2 separate regions of the Homo sapiens genome follow, and region 2 is linked to region 1. Evidence: read pairs that join two places in POLR2A ChIA-PET (ENCODE). Cell type or tissue: Panc1. All regions are shown on one strand.

Region 1 (4,000 bases):
TCTATCCTATTTGTTCTGTTTCTCTGTAGACTCTGGTTAATATACTAGAGATGCTCAGGCCATTCCCCACCATCATCTGCCTCCCAGCCACACTCCTGTCACTCCCATGATTCCAAAGCAGCCCATCCCCCTCCTGAAGGCACTGGCCCCTGGCTCAAGCTTCTCTCCACCCCAAGGGCTACTGCCATCCTGGGGGTCCCAGAGCTTATACTCATAGAGATTAGGGGTGGCAAGCTGGGGATCAGGCGCTGAATGCAGCCTCCTGACCTGTTTAGTTTGGCCAGAAGTGCGTTTTTTGAAGGCCCCAGCAGGGGAGGGACCCTGGGATCCTCTAGCCTTTCAGAGTTCGGCTCCATCCACATCCTGTCATTCTGCTTTAGCTGCCATGCCTGTGTCCACACTGCCCTTGTGTTGCTAGGAGCTGTGCAGATTCTGAGACCCTCCTTCACCTCCCTTCCTAGCTCCCCCAATCTTGCCCATGTGCAATAGATAGATAGGGCCGAAGAAGGATCCTATGACCTGGGAAGTCAGGTCCCTCCTTCCTCTCCCTTCCTAGCTCCCCCAATCCAGTTCCTGTGTTCTCCTCAGAGACCCAAGGCCCTCAAGCCTGCTCTGCTCTCCCCACCTTCTTCCAGCCTTCGTTTCTTCCTTTTCCGTTTTCCTACCCTTGCCTCATCAGCCCCCTCAAAACCCCATGTCTCCCTGTTCCCAGCCTTAGATGAATCTAACCATCTACCTTTATTGAAATCATCTTAAAAACAAGATGTTAAAAGTTGGTTAATTATTTGCTTTCCTACAAACCTCCAGAGATTCTTCCAGAGCCACAGGACTGGTGGCACTAAGGCGAAGGCTTGTTTCCAGAAGGCCCTATGGACTCTGCCTTTTGTGAACTTCTCCAACCTCATCTCCTCCCGTCCCCTCTGCCAGCCCTGTGACATAGCCTGCATGCTGAACTCCTGGTTTTCAGCCACTGTCACCCCTCTCATGCACCTGTGCCTGTTTAACAGCTGTTCCCCTCACTCATTCTTCCCTTGGCTGATTCAAGTCTTATTTCGAAAGCCAAAACTTTCTTCTGGTGGATCTACCTTTATGTAAGGACAGAGAGCAAGGCCAGCAAGGATGCACCACAAACAGATAAACAGTTGCTACCTCCGTGGAGAACCAGAGGCAATCAGGATTGAGGGGGAGATTTGGTCAAAGGGTACTTTAGCCTTATCTGCAAAGCTTCTACTTTTTACAAGGAGATTGGATAATGGATTTATTGCTTGTGAAATATGAAAACAAATAAAGCAGTTCAATACAAGGAGCCTTCCCCAGACTTCCCAGGCAGATGGAGCTGTTTCCTTTTCTGGGATTGAATAGCACCTTCCCCCTCTGTTCTAGGAAATGCTGTTTTATTATAATTTGTTTGTGCCTGTCTTTCTCCTTCTGAGATGAGGAACTCCCTCAAAGGTAAACTTCATCTAATTCATGCTCCCAGTGTCTAGCAAAGTGCCTGGCCCAGAGCAGGTGCTCAGGGAGTGCTGAATCCAATCAACGCCCCTGCTAGCACACTCTTTTGAAAGTGCTTGCTAGGGGGCAGGCCTGATGCTAGTCCTGAGAGGCTGATTAGAGTCGTTTTCAGCATTCAAGGAAGAAGGCTGTCTGGGAGTCCGAAACATGGACAGAGTGTCCAGGACATTGGGTTGTATCAACATGAGGACAAGGCTTTATCAGTGTATCACAAGGCCAGGATCCAGTGCAGTGCCACTGCCTTGCCACTTGGCATGCTTCTGAAGCCACTGCTTCCTCAGCAGTTAATTGAAAGGCAAGGGATAGATCGCCAAATGTTGAACTTGTCAAGCCTAGTTCTGATCTGTATCTCTAAGATGGAGAGGCCAGCTCAAACAGGGTGGGTCAGGAAGGTAGGAGTTAGGGACACTCAAGACCAGCTCAGAGTGTCCCAGGCTGGGAGGACTGAGCAGCTATGTGAGGAACCTGGAGAAGGCACCTCAAACCCCAGTTTAATGATGGGAGTCTCTTGCTTTTGCAATTTTCCAGAGAAATCTGAGCTCCCAGGTCACAGGATCCTTCTTCAGCCCTATCTATCTATTGCACATGGGCAAGAGGGCAAAGGAAAGGCCTTAATGGGTCAGTTGGATTGGGGCTAGAGAGTGGGTGGGGGTGGCTTTTACAGTTGGTGAAGTGTGTGCCACGTGGCCAGGAATGTGCCTTTAGACTTGGATGTGCATGTAGCAAGGAGGCTGCACAAAGGTCTGATCAGTCTCTCTTCCAAGAAAGCCCCCAACCAGCCCCTGTATGCCATGGTGTTCCTGGAGTCTTAGGGCAATGAGACCAGGTACTCCTGAGGAGATAGCCACAGTGGTGCTGGCAGCAGGAATTCAGTGAACAGCCCCCTTCACCCTCCCTTCTCCTTCCATCCCATCCAGCTCCTTCCCAGCTAGCCACTCACAACCCCGCCATGGGCCTCAGAATTGCTAAAGGGACATCAGACCATACTACACATCATTAGATCTCAATGAAGAACACCTCTAGTTGGCCCGTCTCTTTGTAAGTAACTTTATTTTTATTTACAACAGAATTGGTGGCTTTATTCCTCCATCTTTAGGGACACTTGGCATTAGCAGCTAGATGGAAAGTCCGCAGTGAAGTCAAACTCATTCTGCCCCAGCCACAGCTCCGGAAGCTCATTGGCTCGGTCCAACCCCAGTTCCACCACCAGCGACATCAGCACTTCCTCATCCACTGGGTCCGAATCGATGATAGCAGGGCTCTGGGCACCAGCAGAAGGAGAGAGTGATTCTGCCCCTCCCGCCTGGGCCCCAAAGTCCCAGTTTTGCAGGGGTCCTGCCTCCCCGGGTTGGCCTGGAGTGGCAGCAGCCATCCCCTGATACTGGCTATTAAGTTTCTGCAGGTGCATACTAGCCAGCAAGTGAGGGGCGGGGTGCAGGTTGAAGGATGGGGGTTTAGTGGGAGGGGTGGTTGTAGGAGAGCCTATTGGAGATCCCGAGGAACTAGTGGGAGCCCCACTGGCCTTGGTTCCATTTGAGGCTACCCCAGGGTAGTGCAGAATGGCCACTGCTTTGCGATCTTTCACCGCAAGGTTGGAGTAGGCCACGGAGCTCATCTCTTGGTTGGCATCCTAGAAGACAGAGAAAAGCACACCATAGTAACCCTGCTCCTGGCTTGTCCTTCACCATTCAGCAGATTTAGAAGGTTCCTACCTGCACTTCATTTGGGACTAGAGGTGGAGAGGTAGCAAGACGACCCCCTTGAAAATTAGGCTCCCACCTCAAGCATCCTTTTGCTGCCATGGCTCTGAGCACTGAGGCCAGAGCCCAGTTACAGTGCTGGAGCACCTGCCATCCTAAGTGGGTTCACTGCTTTCAGCTCCTTCCCCATAGCCTCCACCTCACCATCCTAAAAAGGGCACCTCCTGTCCCTCTTCTCAGCCTCACTTTAGTCTCTTCAACAGAGTGGTTTTGCTCCTACTCAATTTCTCTGCTCCCTTCCCTGCCATCTTTCAACACCCCTAGTGGGTTCAATCTGACCACAATTTAGGCAGAAGCTGTTCTCATTCTCCCCAGAGATAGTCCTGTTGTCTCCTCTCTGCTCAAGGACACTGGGTAATGCACCTAGGAGGGCCTGGCCCATGACCCCGGAAAATTTGTCTTTCCCTGCCTCATCTGTAAAATGGCAAAAATTACCTCCTTCGCAGGTGAGGTGCCACCCTTGACATCAAGTGCAGGCCTCGACGTTGTTGGCATTTCAGAGCCTTGGCAGAAGTTGGATAAATTGGCGGGAAGTGATGCTGCCAGCTGGAGCTGTTGTGCTGCAAGTGAGGAAGAAGCAGTGGTAAGGGCAAAAGGCTTCACTGACCAACAAAGCACTAGCAAAGCCCAAAGCAGGGCAATGCCACGCAGCTATGAGGCAAGGATGGTGACTGAGTTAGAATCAAGACCAGAGATCACCCGAGCACAGGGAGGAGATCAAGCTGGAA
Region 2 (4,000 bases), 99 kb before region 1:
ATGCATTTAATTCTGCTTTAAGACATCTCTGATTAAGTTCAGTGTTTACAGAACAAACCTTATTCATTGTAAAATAATTGCAAATTAAAATCAAAATAAGATACAAGTTCCCTCTTTTTATGTGTCAGATTGGTAAAGTTCAGAAAGTTTAACATTGTTTGGTAAGGGTGTGGGGAAACAGACATTCATCCATTCATTAATGGTGGAAATGCAATTATATCCTCTGGAAAATAGTTTGGCAATACCTGTCAAATTTATAAATATACCCTTTGACCCAGCAACTCCATTTCTAGGAAGGTATACTATAATCATATGTATAAAAGATACAAGGATATTCATTACAGCATTATTTGGAAACAAACTGAACACTAACAATAGATTATGATAAATTATGGTATATCCCTCAATAGAATATCATGCAGTTATTTTAAAATTTAAAATGAGGTACAGAATAGTGTACACAATACACTATCACTTGGGTAGCAACATAAATATATACACATATGTACTTGTGCTTGTACATCATAGACTGTCTCTGGGAATGGGAATCCAGAACTCCAGGACAGGAGGGCAAGAGATTTTTCACCTCACACCCTTAGATCAGGGGTCTTAACCTTTCATTTGTGCCTTGCAGCCTTTGGCAGTTTGCCCAGCCTATGGATCCCTTTTCAAAATGTTTATTTTAGGCTGGATGCGGTGGCTCACACCTGTAATCCCAGCACTTTGGGAGGCTGAGTAGGGCAAATCAGTTGAGGCCAGGAATTCAAGACCAGCCTGGGCAACATAGTGAGACCCTGTCTACAAAAAATTTTAAAAATTAGCTGGGCATTGTGGTGTGTGCCTGTAGTGTCTGCTCTTCAGGAGGGAGGCTGAGGCAGGAGGGTTGCTTGAGCCCTAGAGTTAAGGCTGCAGTGAGCCGTGATCTCACCACTGCACTCCAGCCTGGGTGACAAGAGCGAGACCCTGTCTCAAAAAAGAAAAAATGTTGACTTTAAGTGCTTAAAGTAAAATACATAGGATTACAAAAGACAGCAACTATGTTGAAATACAGTAGTCCAAAGTTTTTAAATTGTGGCTGGGCACAGTGGCTCACGCCTGTAATCCATCCCAGTTCTTTGGGGGGCCGAGACAGGTGGATTGCCTGAGCTCAGGAGTTCGAGACCAGCCTGAGGAACATGGTGAAACCCTGTCTCTACCAAAAATACAAAAAATTAGCCAGGCGTGATGGTGGCGCACACCTGTAGTCCCAGCTACTCCTGGCAGGGGCAGGTAGGGCTGAGGTGGGAGGATTGCTTGAGCCCAGGAGGCGGAGGTTGCAGTGAATCAAGATTGTGCCACTGCACTCCCACCTGGGTGACAGAGTAAGACCTCGTCTCAGAAAAAAAAGTTTGTAATATGTGTGTGTGCCTCTTTATTAAATACCTGGTAGTAGGTCTAAAAAGCACTGTGACTTTGCAGTAATGAATATCAATGGCATTTTGAGATATCTGCAATAACCCCAAAGTCTATGTGATTTCTACTGGTGACATAACATGTACTGCTAATATTTCTGCAGTTTATGCGTACATTTGTTAACAGTGGAGGATGTCCAGGTTCTTGGCATCTTGAACAAAGAACGAAACGCACAAACAAAGCAAGGAAGGGACAAAGGGATTTATTGAAAACGAAACTACACTCCACAGCATAGGAGCTCAAAACACCCTGTTAGAGAATTTTTGGGAGTTTAAATATCCCCTAGAGGATTCCATTGGTTACTTGGGGTATACCCTGTGTAAATGGAAAGGATGACGTGAAGTTACAAGTCATTTACTTGGCCTACGCCCTGTGGAGAGGATATTTCCTGTCATAGCTTTAGTGTGAATCAGCCTTATGTTCCCTGCCTCCAGACCCTATTTTCCTGCTTCACATTCATGATGAAAGGAAATGCTATATTTCAGCTACCAGACAGAGAAAAGATAAAACTTTTTTTCCTATCCAAATTCAGACACCTGACTTCTTCTACCCATGAACCCCAGGTTAAAAATCCCTGCCATGGATACTGTTTGAATATGAGCATGTATTTTTTTCCCCAAACAACAGAATTTGTCATAGTACACACACACTTGAACAGAAAGAGCATTGCTATTTTCAGTGAGAAATATTCCTAGGACTTAGACGCTTCACTGTTCAGATCAAATGGATATAGGCCGCTAAAGCTTCCTTGAAGGCAAATACATTGTGTGGATTTTTTGTTTTCTACATCAGGGAAGAAAGAAGTTTATTAGCTGAATTTTCACAAACATTTTTGTGTGTGGTAGAAGGGACAGAAAAACAAAGATGTGTAGGGCGCAGCTACTCCCTTCACATCATGGTGGGAAGCACAGGGAAATGGTAAGCTGAACTCAGATGCAGACTGTGAATTGCTTCACAGTTAGTTACACCAGTATTTCAAAAATAATGATATATATTCAATCGTATTACCCTAAAATAGTAATAATTGCTTTTAGTAAGAGCAAAATTTTGTTCCATCAATAACCTGAAATTCAGCTTCTTTTGAACTTCTGTAATCTCTTGTAATATACATGAGATTATTAATGTGTATATACATATAATTTACAAGTAACTTTTATATGTATGGGATATAATAAAAATAAATATTTGGTCTTTGTCCCTGGTTCCTGGCATATAGTTCCTGAAAGCCTTGAAATCTCAACTGGTGTCTTTTGTATGCTAATGACATAGCTTGTGGCTGGAGGCCCCTAGTAGCTTCAGGATGGGGGCTGGTCACCAGAAACAGCAAGGCATGATTAGAGGGAACGTTCAGCCCTAACTGCAACCTCTGCAGAGGGGAGAGGGGCTGAAGATGAGTTAATCACCCATGGCCAATTATTTTATCAATCATGCCTCCCTAAGGAAACCTCAAAAACCTTAACAATGGAGTTTGGAGAGCCCTGGATTAACATCAAAATGTTGGGAGGGTGGTGTGCCTGGAGGGCATGGACGCTTAATGCACCACCCCCATACCTTGCCCTACACATCTCTTCCATTTGGGTGTTCCTGAGTTGTAGTCTTTATAATAAGCTGGTAATAGTAAGTAAACGTTTCCTGAGTTTTATAAGCTATTCTAGCAAACTATTAAACCAGGGGGTGGGATGGGACGGTCATGGGAACCCCTAATTTGTAGCCAAGTCAGACAGAAGTGTGGTTAACATGGGGACCGAACACTTGCCACTGACGTCTGAAGTGAGGGCAGTCTGGTGGGACTGAGCCCTTAAACTTGTGGAGTCTGATGCTAACCCTGGGTAGTGTCGAAACAGAATCGTAGGACACCAGTTCAATTTTGAATTGGAGAACTGGAGAACTGCTTGATGTGGAAAACCCCCACATTTGGTGTCAGAAGTGTTTTGAGTAAAAACAGCTCAGTGTATTATAGTGTATTCATTTACACAAGGTTAAAAATCGGTTTCACCCCAACCATGTCACCACAGGGAAGTCACGGCCTCACTGATCACTGAGCCTGTTTCCTCACATGAAAAATGGAAATGCTATTCTCCCTTCACCTCAAAAGATTATGGTAAGGCTGAAATGAGAAACCTGTGTGGAGTGCCCAACACATAGTACGTCATCAAGGATAGTCCACTTCTCTGGTGACAGAGTGCAGCGTGCTATACTGCAGTTTATCTTTCTGCAAGGGAACCAAACTCCTTTTCAGTCTACAATCCAAAGATAGACTGTGATAATATGTGTCAGAATAGACGAGATACCTGGTTTGGTGAAAGGGAGAACACAGTTAATGGTGCATTAAGAATGGCTAAATGGTCAGCAGTGACTCCAGGGCAAGCTACCAGTGATAAAGAATCCTAGCACCAGGTACCTAGCTCAGCTTTCTGCTGTTCCAGTTTAGTACTCTATCCAAAATGCTGGGGACCAGAAGTGTTCTTGATTGTGGAGAATTTCCATACACATAATGAGATATTTTGGAGATGGGATCCAAGTCTAAACATGAAATCCATTTATGTTT

What was found. ChIA-PET counts read pairs that join two places held together with the same protein. Peaks named below come from ENCODE experiments on the same cell type or tissue, not always from the same donor. Only the 100,000 strongest peaks of a DNase experiment are listed, where the experiment ranks them.
Region 2: POLR2A ChIA-PET joins it to region 1 with 7 read pairs; 2 of 35 experiments call an interaction of 5 or more read pairs at or near these places.

Annotation. Positions count from the first base shown.
Region 1 is chrX:72,299,103-72,303,102 of GRCh38, forward strand. CITED1 (Cbp/p300 interacting transactivator with Glu/Asp rich carboxy-terminal domain 1) reads right to left here. Exons shown (of 3, transcript NM_001144887.2): 2 at 3,708-3,832; 3 at 2,544-3,142. The coding sequence starts at 3,767. The coding sequence ends at 2,621. Among named protein-coding and RNA genes, the nearest start is that of CITED1, 4.8 kb to the right of the region's middle. In Panc1, no CTCF peak of the experiment used is centred here; no DNase peak of the experiment used is centred here.
Region 2 is chrX:72,200,233-72,204,232 of GRCh38, forward strand. It overlaps a transcript of PIN4 not described here. Among named protein-coding and RNA genes, the nearest start is that of PIN4, 20 kb to the left of the region's middle. In Panc1, no CTCF peak of the experiment used is centred here; a DNase peak (open chromatin) is centred at 1,839.